2 separate regions of the Homo sapiens genome follow, and region 1 is linked to region 2. A link is an interaction called in ENCODE POLR2A ChIA-PET data of the cell type or tissue named here. Cell type or tissue: K562. All regions are shown on one strand. Each heading gives the region's core, and the rest is flanking DNA. Links, peaks and the distances in the headings are about the cores only.

Region 1 (4,953 bases), core at 1-2,500, 97 kb after region 2:
TTGAACCTGGGAGGTGGTAGTTGCAGTGAGCCAAGATGGTGCCACTGCATTCCAGCCTGAGCAACAGTGAGACTCTGTCTCAAAAAAAAAAAAAAAAAAAAAAATTATGGTCATGCAGAACATCTCCCACTAAGCCTGCAGAATGTCCAGATGTCCTGAGTGCAGCCCACTTCACTCAAAGATAACATTAATGAGTAGGCTTAGTTTGAAGGATTAATGGTCATTATAGCACCAATAGCCTTGACCTTTAGTGAGCATATATGCACATTCCAAGTTTAATCATAGCTCCTTACAGTTTCTTCTAAGTAGAGACACTACCCAAGGACAGTGTGTTCCTCCTGCTTTCTGAGGACTTACTACTCTCTAACAGAGTAGTTCTAATAAACTTTCTTCCTTCACTGTGCTCTGTGACTCCTCTCCAGTTCTTCCCTGTGCTAGACCCAAGGACTGGCTCTTGGAGTCTCTTTTCCAGCAACACTATAGCAATGTAGAACAAAGTACTATAAACCAGTTCGTTGACACTTTCACATATTCCTTTTGACTATAGCTACCTGTGTATGTGTTTTCCATCTTTAGAAATTGCAAGCCTTTTGAGAACAAACCAATTTTAGTTTGTTTTTGCATCTTCTACATAGTCTGAAACAAGGCCTGCAATATGATATGCTCTCAATTTTTTTTTTTTTTTTTTTGAGACAGAGTCTCACGCTGTCACCCAGGCTGGAGGGCAGTGGTGCAATCTCGGCTCACTGCAACCTCCGCTTCCCGAGTTCAAGCGATTCTCCTGCCTCAGCCTCCCAAGTGGCTGCTATTACAGGTGCCCGCCACCACAACCAGCTAATTTTTTTGTATTTTTAGTAGAGACGGGGTTTCACCATGTTGTCCAGGCTGGTCTCGAACTCCTGACCTCGTGATCCGCCCTCCTCGGCCTCCCAAAGTGCTGGGATTACAGGTGTGAGCCACCATGCTCAGCCTCAAATATTTTTAAATTAGTGAATGGAGGCAGTAAGTCTTAAACTGACTGCAATAGAGAAAAATATTTATCTTTCAATCTGCAATGGCTATTGGATATCACATACCTTTCCACATTTTTTTTTTTAAATGAGTCCCACTCTGTAGCCCAGGCTGGAGTGCAGTGGCACGATCTCGGCTCACTGCAACCTCTACCTCCTGGGTTCAAGTGATTCTCTTGCCCCAGCCTCCTGAGTAGCTGGGATGACAGGCACCCGCCACCACGCCCGGCTTATTTTTTGTATTTTTAGTGGAGATAGGGTTTCGCCATGTTGACCAGGCAGGTCTTGAACTCCTGATCTCAGGTGATCCACCTGCCTCAGCCTCCCAAAGTGCTGGGATTACAAGTGTGAGCCACCGAGCCCAGCCTCCTTTCCACAGTTTTTTGAGAAACATATTTTTCTCCTTTAACTTATAAATCTACTAAATACCATCCAGAGATTTCCTAATGTTGAACCATTCTGAAAAATAGGAATAAACTCTTTTGGCCTGGAACAAGTCTTTCTGCATTCTATAGGAACACCCTCTCCCCTCAACTGAAAGGCAAAAAGAGATCTGCCACCTCCCTCGCCACACTGCCGCAGCATATGGTGACCTTCCTTACTAAAGGAAATGGTTTGTATTCTAGCTCCTTTTTTTTCTTTTCTTTCTTTCTTTCTTTTTTTTCTTTTAATTTTTTTTTTTTAGGTTAGAGCAGAAGTTTAATAAGCAAAAGGAAGAAAGCTGTCTGGATGAGAGAGGGGTCCCAGAAAGATGGGTTGCCCTCTTATTCTAGCTCTTGTCTTTATTTGAGTAAGAATCAGATGAAATTGTCTTATTCTTTAAAGAATTGTTATCGGCTCTTTTCTTTCATTATTTTGTAACTAAGAGTTCATTTAATCACCTTGCTGCTTGCTCTTTATCTCTGGTTCACTATTTTCCTGTCGTAATCCCCTCCGTACTTTGCTGTTGCACATTTCCTTCCCCTCTCCAAGCCCGCCTTCTAAACTAAACATGAAGGGGAATCCCGTTTTTGCATGGTCAAGCTTCACTCATACTTCAGAGTTTAATTTCTTGCCTTTGCCCTTTCTTGCCCTTTTGTGCTTTTGACAGAATACTTCAAAGCAGCATATGTAAATTTTCATTTCATTTATAGGATCTGAGTAACTTAGAAAGGGTTTCCAGAGACTGTTCTATGCTTGTTAGAGCTTAGCTTTTCAAGCATAGGCAAATCTCACTGTCCTTTATAAATTATGACAACGTCAGTACTGATGATTACAGAGTCAGTAAAAAAGATAAAATGGAAAGAGATGAGATAATTCAAAGATTACCAGTGCTACAAGTTTAAACATAGGACTCTAAGCAAAAATATCCTAATAGGACCTCCTGAAACCCTTCCTCTTTGGCTAATTCTGAAACACACATATCTCCAAAAAAGATGACTTCTTTAGTGAGCATTCCTGTAATTCATGAAAATCTGTAGTATTTATGCCTTAGGTATTAAAAATGGTGCAAATAACTTCTCATTTCTCAGTTTAGTAGTTTAAGTTATACATATTGAGGCTAGGCACAGTGGCTCACGCCTGTAATCCCAGCACTTTGGGAGGCTGAGGCAGGTGGATCTCTTGAGGTCAGGAGTTCAAGAGCAGCCTGGCCAACATGGCGAAACCCTGCCTCTACTAAAAACACAAAAATTAGCTGGTCTTTGTGGCATGCACCTGTGGTCCCAGCTACTCAAGAGGCTGAAGGAGGAGAATCACTTCAACCCAGGAGGTGGAGGTTGCAGTGAGCTGAGATTGTGCCACTGCACTCCAGCCTGGGCAACAAGGCGAGATTCAGTCTCAAAAAAAAGTTGTACATGTTGAGAACCTTGCCTAGCATGTAAGAACAGAAAGTGTTAAGAGCCTAATGTGTGTACAAGACTTTTCTGTGGATTACTTCTGAGGCTCAAGTAATTTAACTAAATTGTATAAATTCTCACAGCTAATGTGTGATACATTTAGAACTATAATACCCTGACTTCCATCCCAGCACTGTTTTCCAAATATCAAATGCCTCCCAGTCTGCCATCTACATGAGCTTAAGTGACATCCTTCACAGGCCATCCTTAGAGTATTGCAAATCAGGAACTCTGAATTGGGGGGCTGGCCTCTGAGTGTACAGGCAATAACTGAGGGAAGTATTAGGGAGGGAGAAGGGATCTTGCGGTTCACATGGATGGACGTTAGACAGGTTTGTTGTTTTTGTTTTGTTTTGTTTTGTTTTTGGTCATCCCATATGTGAGTTCCCTTTGTGTGGGGAATGCCTCACCTTATTAAGCAAACCTGCTTCCCACTATAGAAGTTAAAACTGCCAAGTAATCACTTTCCAGCCCCTCTTGCAACCAGGACACTGATTTTAAAAAGCCAGTACTGAGCTTACTCCATGCTTACAAGTGTGGGTAGTGTGGCAGGGATTTTAATGGCAATATTCTGAGGCTAGCTTGCAGAAGGTGGCAGTGTGTTAGCCACACAGTCTATGCCCAGTGTCTGTGGCAGTGGAGTCTCTATGGTTCTTGTACACTGGCTTGAGTTTGTTTTGTCATCCCTCCTGGAAATTTTATGAACTATTCAATATCCTTCAGTAAATTCCTTTTCTGCTTAAATTAGCCAAATTTGGCTGGGCACAGTGGCTTGTGCCTATAATCCCAGCACTTTGGGGGGCCAAGGCGGGAGGATCACTTGAACCTAGGAGTTCAAGACCAGCCTGAGCAACATAGGGAGACTCGGTCTCTACAAAACATTTAAAAACTCACCAGGCCTGGTGGTACATGCCTGTGTTCCCAGCTACTTGAGAGGCTGAGGTAGAAGGATCGCTTGGGCCCAGGAGGTCGAGGCTACAGTGAGCCATGATCGTGTCACTGCACTCCAGCCTGGGTGACAGAGCAAGATTCTGTTAAAAAAATAAATAAATAAATAATAATAATAAATTAGCCAAATTTTGTTTCTGATGCTTGCCTTTTTTTTTTTTCTTGAGACAGAGTCTTTCTCTGTCACCCAGGCTGGAGTGCACTGGTGCGATCTTGGCTCACTGCGACCTCCGCCTCCTGGGTTCGAGCAATTCTCCTGCCTCAGCCTCCTGAGTAGTTGGGATTACAGGTGCCCACCACCATGCCCAGCTAATCGTTGTGTTTTTAGTAGAGACGGGGTTTCTCCGTCTGGTTGGTCAGGCTGGTCTCGAACACCTGGCCTCAGGTGATCCACCCGCCTCGGCCTCCCAAAGTGCTGGGATTACAGGTGTGAGTCACCACGCCCAGTCATGATGTTTGCATTTTTAAGAACCCTGTTTAATGAGAAAATCAATACCCTGAAGTAGTTGTCATCAAGAGACCCTTAGGAAAATGAAGGAAAATAGGAAAGAAGGAAGAGAGGGAAATCTGGGATTGGTTATATAGCCTGCATAGGTCTCCAGGCAGCAAAATTCCAATTAATTTAAAGGATGAGACACTGGAAGGATATGGAAGATGCTGATCATACTTGTGAAAGCATTTTAAATTCTTATGGCAAGAAGGATATGTATTGACTTGGAGGCAACCAAGGGATACACTGCAATGAACACTGTTTAATATTTTGGGCCTACTTTTCATATAATAAAGTGAGAAAGCCCTCATTTTATGAGGCAGGACCCATCTTCCACCCTAGAGACTGAAAATGCCAAATATTTACTTTCCCAGTGTTCCTCACTATTATGGCAAATACATGACTTAAGTTCCACCAATCAGAGGTACACAGCCCAGATTTTGAGTCAGAAGCCAGGAATATAAAGAAACCAACTGCATGGGACTTTGTGCTGGTGTGGGAAGTAGCAGCTGCACCCATTTTCAGAGGCAGTGGTGGCACTGATCCTAGTAGCTGTATCTAGTGTCCCAAGGCAGTGAGTCTTCATGGACCAGCCTTGTGACCTGATTTGGGGCACTGTTTCTAGCTC
Region 2 (7,488 bases), core at 4,257-6,756:
CTTATATCCTGTGACCTTGCTAAACTCATTTGTAAGTTCTAGGAGTTTTTGGTGCATTCCTTGGGATTTTCTGTGTAGACAATCATGTCATCTGCAAATAGGACAGTTTCATTTCTTCCTTTCTGATCTATACAGTTTTTCTTTTATTTTCTTTCCTTATTTCACCAACTAGAATTTCCAGCACTATGTTGAATAAACTTCTGAGAGTGGACATTTTTGCCTCGTTCCAGATCTTAGAGGAGAAAGCATTCCATCTGTTATCATTAAGTATAATAATACTAGCTGTGGGGTTTTTGTAGCTGTCCTTTATCAAATTGAGGAAGTTCCCCTCCATTCCTACTTTTTCTGGGAATTTTTATCATGAATCATTGTTGATTTTGTTTTCAAATGCTTTTTCTGTATCAATTGATATGATCATGTGATTTTTCCTCTCTAGACTATTAATATGGTAGATTACATTGATTTTCAAAAATTTAACCAGACTTCCATTCCTGGAATACACTCTGCTTAGTTATAAATTTTTTTTCTTTTTTGTTTTGAGACAGAGTTTCGCTCTTGTTGCCCAGGCTGGAGTACAATGGCGCGATCTCGGCTCACTGCAACCTCCACCTCCCAAGTTCAAGCGATTCTCCTGCCTCAGCCTCCCGAGTAGCTGGGATTACAGGCATGCGCCACCAAGCCTGGCTAATTTTGTATTTTTTTTTTTTTTTTGGTAGAGATGGGATTTCTCTGTGTTGGTCAGGCTGGTCTCGAGCTCCCAACCTCAGGTGATCCACCCACCTCGGCCTCCCAAAGTGCTGGGATTACAGGTGTGAGCCACTGCACCTAGCGAATTTATATATATACACTGCTGAATTCTTTATATTGCTCAAATCCCTTAGCTGTAATAGGACTATTAAAATTATTTCATATTGGGTGAGTTGTGATGGTTTGTGTTTTTCAAGGAATTGGTCCATTTGATCTAAGGTGTCAAATCTATGTGTGTTTCATTGTCCTTAGTATTCTTTTATTATCCTTTTGTTATCTGCAAGTTCTCTAGTGATAGTCCCTGTTTCATTTTTGATATTAGTGTCCTTTGTCTTCTCTCTTTTTTTCCTTGTTGGTCTTGCTAGAGGTGTATCAATTTCATTGATCTTTTCAAAGAATCAGCTTTTTGTTTCAGTGGTTTGCTTTATTATTATTATTTTTTTTACCAGCGTCATTGATTTCTGCTCTTAATATTATTTTCTTATTTCTGCTTGCTTTGGGCTTATTTTGCTCTTCTTTTTTAGGTTCTTGTGGTGAAAGTTTTGAAACATTTCGTGCTATAAATTTCCCTCTTGGCACTGCTGTAGCACAAATTTTGATATATTGTGCTTTCATTTCCATTTAGTTCAAGGCATTTTATAAAAAGTTTCTTTTGAAACTTCCTATTTGACCCATGGATTATTTAGAAGAGTGTTATCTTGTTGTCCTCTTACCTTTCTGTTATTGATTTCTAGTTTCATTCCACTGTGGTCAGAGAATACACTCAGTATGATTCTAATTCTTTTAATTTATTGAGGTTTGTCTTATGGCCCAGGATATAGTCTATTTTGGTATACATTTCATGGGTACTTGTAATGAATGTATATTCTTCTGTCATTGGGTGGAGTGTTCTATAAATATAGATTTGATCCTGTTTGTTGATGATGTTGCTGAGATCTATAGACTTGCTGATTTTTTTGTCTAGTGGTTCTATCAACCATTGTCAGATTTCTTAATTTTTGCCCATCTAGGAGGTGTAAAATGTTATCTTATTGTGATCTTAATTTGCATTTCCTTGAGTTCTAGTGAGATTGGTTATCAAATTATGTTTTTATCCCTAATTGTACTTTTAAAAATATATCATTGATACTTTACCAATGATATAGCTTATGAGGTTGGTGCAAAAGTAATTGCGGTTTTTTGCCATAAAAGTAATGGCAAAAGCCACAATTACTTTATACCAACCTAATAATTATTCAAATTTATTGCTTTATTTTTCCTTGTTTTTTCCTGTTTTTGTTTTGGTTTTGGTCTTGTTTTTACATATGTAGTGACCTCTGCCAATGGATCTGAATAGAGATGGGTAATTCTCCTTGTGTATCTCTACCTGGGACAGTGCCACAAACAATTAGACACACACTTAGGTCAAAACCCTTCAATTATTCCCCATATTGTGACAAATATAATCCAAAACTTTAGGCTGACTTTTAAGTCGTATATGGCACACTTTAAATTTACCTAATCCAGCTGTGTCAATGCCTCCCTATTTCCCAGCTTAGCTTGTTCCTCCCTCCACGATTTTGGCCATGTCATTTTCTTTGAATACAGTGCTGTCAACCAAAATCCTATTTACGCTTTAAATGTGGCTCAAATGCTCCCTCTATGGAGACTTTCTTGATCATTCCAACTGGAAGTGATTGCCTTCTTCCTCTTAACAACAGATTATAGAACGTCTGTCATATAATGACTGCATGGTTTGGTATCATAATGCACACAGCTGGGAAACCACTGGGTGGTCTCAGTGATTCAGAGCAGAAGTGTCTTATTGTTTCTTTACATCTATTTTATTGACTTGTAGGTGAAGTGCCTTTCCTTTATTAATAGTCTTTTTTTTTAGATGGAATCTCACTCTGTTGCCCAGGCTGGAGTGCAGTGGTGCGATCTCAGCTCACTGCAACCTCCGCCTTCCAGGTTCAAGTGATTCTCCTGCCTCAGCCTCCTGAGTAGCTGGGATTACAGGTGTGTACCACCACGCCCTGCTAGTTTTTGTATTTTTAGTAGAGACGGGGTTTCGCCATGTTGACCAGGCTGGTGTCGAACTTCTGATAACCTCAGGTGATCTGCCTGCCTCAGCCTCCCAAAGTGCTGGGATTACAGGCGTGAGCCACTGTGCCTGGCCTCTTTTATTAATATTCTAACTCACGTAGTGAACATTGTTAAAATTCCATCTCAAATGACTATATCCACCAAAAGTGGTGTATTGGATAAACTGCCAACTTGTTCAGCAGAAATATTACTAATATGATAGATTGGAGGAATAAATTATTCAGAATGCTGATAAACTCATGCTATGAAGTGATTTCCACATACATGTCAGTTAGATGTGGGAGATGAACTACCAGTAGCAAAACAACCGACAAAATGTATTTTACTTGTGTATTTATTTATTTTAGATCCAAGGGATATGTTTGCAGGTTTGGTACATGAGTAAATTATATGATGCTGAGGTTTGGGTTTCTAAGAATCCCATCCCCCAAGTAGTGAACATAGTACATGATAGGTAGTTTTTCAACCCATTTCCCCTCCCTCCCCTACTCCTTTTGGAATCCCCAGGGTTTATTGTTCCCATATTTGTGTCCAAGTGTACCCAATGTTCATCTCCCACTTATAAGTAAGAACATGATAGTTCATTTGATTTTCGGTTTCTGCATTAAATTGCTTAGGATAAAGGCCTCCAGTTGCATCCATGTTGCTGTAAAGGATGTGATTTCATTCTTTTTCATGGCTGTATAGTAATCCGTGGTGTATATGTACCACATTTTCTTTATCCAATCCACCATTAATGGGCACTTAGGTTGATTCCATGTCTTTGCTGTTGTGAATAGTGCTGTGATAAACATATGAATACAGGTATCTTTCTGATAGAATGATTTATTTTCCTTTGGGTATATTCCCAGTAATGGATTGCTGAGTTGAATGGTAATTCTACTTTTAGTTTTTTGAGAAATCTCCAAACTGCTTTCCACGGGAACTGTACTAATTTGCATTCCCAGCAACAGTGTATAAGCATTCCCTTTTCCATGAAACCTCACTAACATCTGGTTTTTTTTTTTTTACTTTAATAACAGCCATCCTTACTGGTATGAGATGGTATCTCATTATGGTTTTGATTTGCATCTCTCTGATGATTAGTGGTGTTGAGCATTTCAAAAAATCTATTTTAAAAGTCTGACTTTTGGCCAGGTGCAGTGGCTCATGCCTGTAATCCCAGCACTTTGGGGAGGCCGAGGCAGGCGGATCACCTGAGGTCGGGAGTTTGAGACCAGCCCGACCAACATGGACAAACCCCGTTTCTACTAAAAATACAAAATTAGCCGGGCGTGGTGGCGCATGCCTGTAATCCCAGCTACTTGGGAGGCTGAGGCAGGAGAATCACTTGAACCCGGGAGGCAGAGGTTGCGGTGAGCCGAGATCACACTATTGTACTCCAGCCTGGGCAACGAGAGCAAAACTCCGTCTCAAAAAAAAAAGTCTGACTTTTATTGTGAGTCAAAGTGGGCAACACTCCACCGAATTTTGAACTTTTGTATCTTCAAGCTAGTTAGCCGATGGCAGATTTTGGAGTAATTATTGTTAGCTGATAGTTTCAGTGGTCTGCATAATATAAAGGGATTTACAAAGACTAAGTCTAAATACACCTTTATATCATTATTATTTTATTATTATTATTATTATTTACAAAGTTCCCAAGAGCTAGAATGTTATGTCATTTTTTAAAGTAAGTGATTTCAGGCAAGTTTCATACAACATATCTATATATAAAAGTAGCCATGAATTTTTATATTTTGCATGGATACAATTTTATATACCAGGCGATTCCAGACTTTATTAAAAATTGAATCATAAATTTTTAAGTCACAGAAGACTAGAAGAGATTCCTAAAAATGAAGATTCTCATTATAAAAAGGGACACCACAGAAAATTTAAAAATTCAGAAAACAGCAATAATTATTGATCATTAATAATAAATTATATATTTAATTAATACATAGTGAAAATAATTCAGTTATTGTTACCACCAATAATCCCTTTACCCAGAGGCAACTGCTGATAACATAGATCTTAGAGAGATTGTCCTAGATCTTTTTTTGGTTTGCGTCTAGGCAAGATTATACCTGAGGTTTGGTTTTTGTTTTTCTTTTAACGAAGGACTCTGCACTGCTTTCAGCGTTCCAGGACTTAACAACACGGATGATCGGCAGTTCTTTGCGTTTATTTTTGGTCCTACATGTTGTTCTTCAAACCCATTTCCTCTTGTTCTTTCCCCAACAGAGGCAGAGAAGTGTTGGCCTCGAGCTCTGCCTATGATTTTCCTGCAGAACTAAACTACCACACCTTAACCTGCTCTCCTCAGGGGTGAATCAATTCAGTGTCTTTCCTCTTGGCAGGTGAGTCTCATTCTCCAATTGTTTTGCCACTTTGGGGCATCCCCTGAGCCTTCTGAGAGGTTGAGCGCAAGGCATATTTCTTCTAACAACTAGCTCACTTTATTGACATTCACCTACCTGAAAGCAGGAAGCTGGATCAGATAACTTTGGGGACTTCCTTTCAGTTTTGACTTTATGTGCGCCCTCTCGGGACCTGGCTTAGGATTCTGCTCATGGTAAATATTTGGTAAGCCTTACTGGTTGTATGACTCATGAGTGTGGTTCCTAATAAGAGTCACAGAAAACAGTAAAAGCAGTTCCAGGAATTTGCTGCTTACTCAGTAGTGGTGGATGCAGCAGGGAAAATAATGCAGGCTTCCTGCCCATTTCCCAGCCACTTCTCCGTATATGCACCTGGTCACAAAGGGATGGTCACAAAGACCATAAGACAGACCCCAGAGACCCCAGGCAACGTGTTCCCTGGCAGGGAGTGTGTCCTGCGGATGGTGTTCCTCAAGGAGCACAGGCTTCTTAGGGGCGGCTTTCACTCAACTTGGAAGGGAGGTCTAGGTAGAGGGGTTCACTCAAGTGGACTCCTTCTCATTTCCTCGTTTCTTTCTAAGGAAGCCACTTTTAAGTGTGATGGCATTGAGACTGTGTATTGCTGCACCCCAGTGCCAGTGAACCTATGAAATACAGCCGTGCTCACTCTGTGCCTCACATGGAATCTCTCTAGAAGTAACTGGGAGGCCAGAGCAGGAGGGAGCCCAAGCAGTGGAGTGATGGGGCCAAAATGATCATCTTTTGAGAGCTCAGACTCATCAACATTCAACCTTTGCAGAGGCACTCAAGGCCTTTACTTTTGCAGAAAGTGCCTGAACTAGTCTGTCAAACACCTTCCAAAACTGGCCCTTTATTCTTTGGAAAGTTATTCACTACTCCCGTTATTCATCTTGCTCTTGTGTCTCTGACGTTTTATTTAAGCTCATACCACTTGCTCAGAACACCCCCAATCAACCTCTATCTTCTCTCATCATTCTCAGGGCTCCTGAAATTACCTCTTCCAGGAAGTCTTCCCTGACTAACAAGAACAATGAAACTTCCTGGCTTCCTTCTACACTAACCGCTCTCCTCAAATAACTTCCTTTTTGTTTTCACAGAACATAAATGCTTCAATTTATTTATTAGTTTAATGTGTGTTTTTAGACTCTCAGGAAGGATGTAATTATAGATGATGACTTCTGAGAAGTAGGATGGTGTCCAGCTTGATGTGCAAATGGCCCCAACATATCAGCAGCAAACAAAGGCTGTTGCCACAGGTGTGACTTTGCAAGTAATTGCTCAGACTTTGCCTTCAGAACCTGTTCTATATTTCCAGTGGTGCTGCTTATATGTGCAGCATTAGCCAGATTCTTCAGTAGTATTCATTCAACAAATGCTTATTGAGAGCCTTTTATGAGCCAAGTACTGTTAGGTACTGGAGATGTAGTGCCCATTGAATTTTTCTTTGAGAAATTTTATTTTTACCAAGCTCCCAAGAGGTAGAACTTTATGTCATTTTTAAAGTAAGTGATTTCAGGCAAGTTTCATAAAACAAATCTATATATAAAAGTCACCCAGGCTGCAGTGATCTCAGCTCACTGCAACCTCCACTCCCCACCACTCCCCCACCCCGCCTGCCAGCTCAAGTGATCCTCCCACCTCAGCCTCCCAAGTGGCTGGGACCACAGGCGTACACCACCACACCCAGCCTTTTTTTTTTTTTTTTTTTTTTTTTTAGTAGAAATTGGGTCTCACCATGTTGCCCAGGCTGGTCTCAAACACCTGAGCTCAAGTTATCCACCCACCTCAGCCTCCCAAAGTGCTAGGATTACAGGCATGAGACACTGTGCCTGGCTGAAATTTTTAAGATTATTGTGGTGGACCACCAATTTGGTGGCCCACACTGAACTATTTCTCTAAGTATTTATACCCTTGTGTAGTCTCCTATCCCTCTTGATTTTGAGCTGGGCTGTGATCTGCTTTAATTAACAGGATATAGTAGAAGTGGTGTTGTGCCAATTCCAGGTGTAAGGCCACGAAGAGCTGGCAGTTTCTGCTTTTGTGGTTTTGAGATCCCTTAGCTACCATGAGCAAAGACCTGCTACTCTGCTGGAGAAACTGTGTGGAGAGTCCACTTGGAAAGGGAGTGGCTCTGAGACTACAGGGAAAGGGAGAGAAGCTCAGACATTCCAGTGTCCCAAAGAACCCAGTCTCCAGCCAACCCAACTGAATACAGACACATGAGTGAACACCAGCAAGACCAGCAGACCATCCAGCTAAGCCCAGCTCAGAT

What was found. Peaks named below come from ENCODE experiments on the same cell type or tissue, not always from the same donor. Only the 100,000 strongest peaks of a DNase experiment are listed, where the experiment ranks them.
Region 1: POLR2A ChIA-PET joins it to region 2 with 7 read pairs; 2 of 35 experiments call an interaction of 5 or more read pairs at or near these places.

What each region holds. Positions count from the first base shown.
Region 1 is chr1:212,817,825-212,822,777 of GRCh38, forward strand. No RefSeq gene overlaps it. Among named protein-coding and RNA genes, the nearest start is that of SPATA45, 27 kb to the right of the region's middle. In K562, for the core only: no CTCF peak of the experiment used is centred there; no DNase peak of the experiment used is centred there.
Region 2 is chr1:212,716,306-212,723,793 of GRCh38, forward strand. No RefSeq gene overlaps it. Among named protein-coding and RNA genes, the nearest start is that of BATF3, 20 kb to the left of the region's middle. In K562, for the core only: no CTCF peak of the experiment used is centred there; a DNase peak (open chromatin) is centred at 5,406.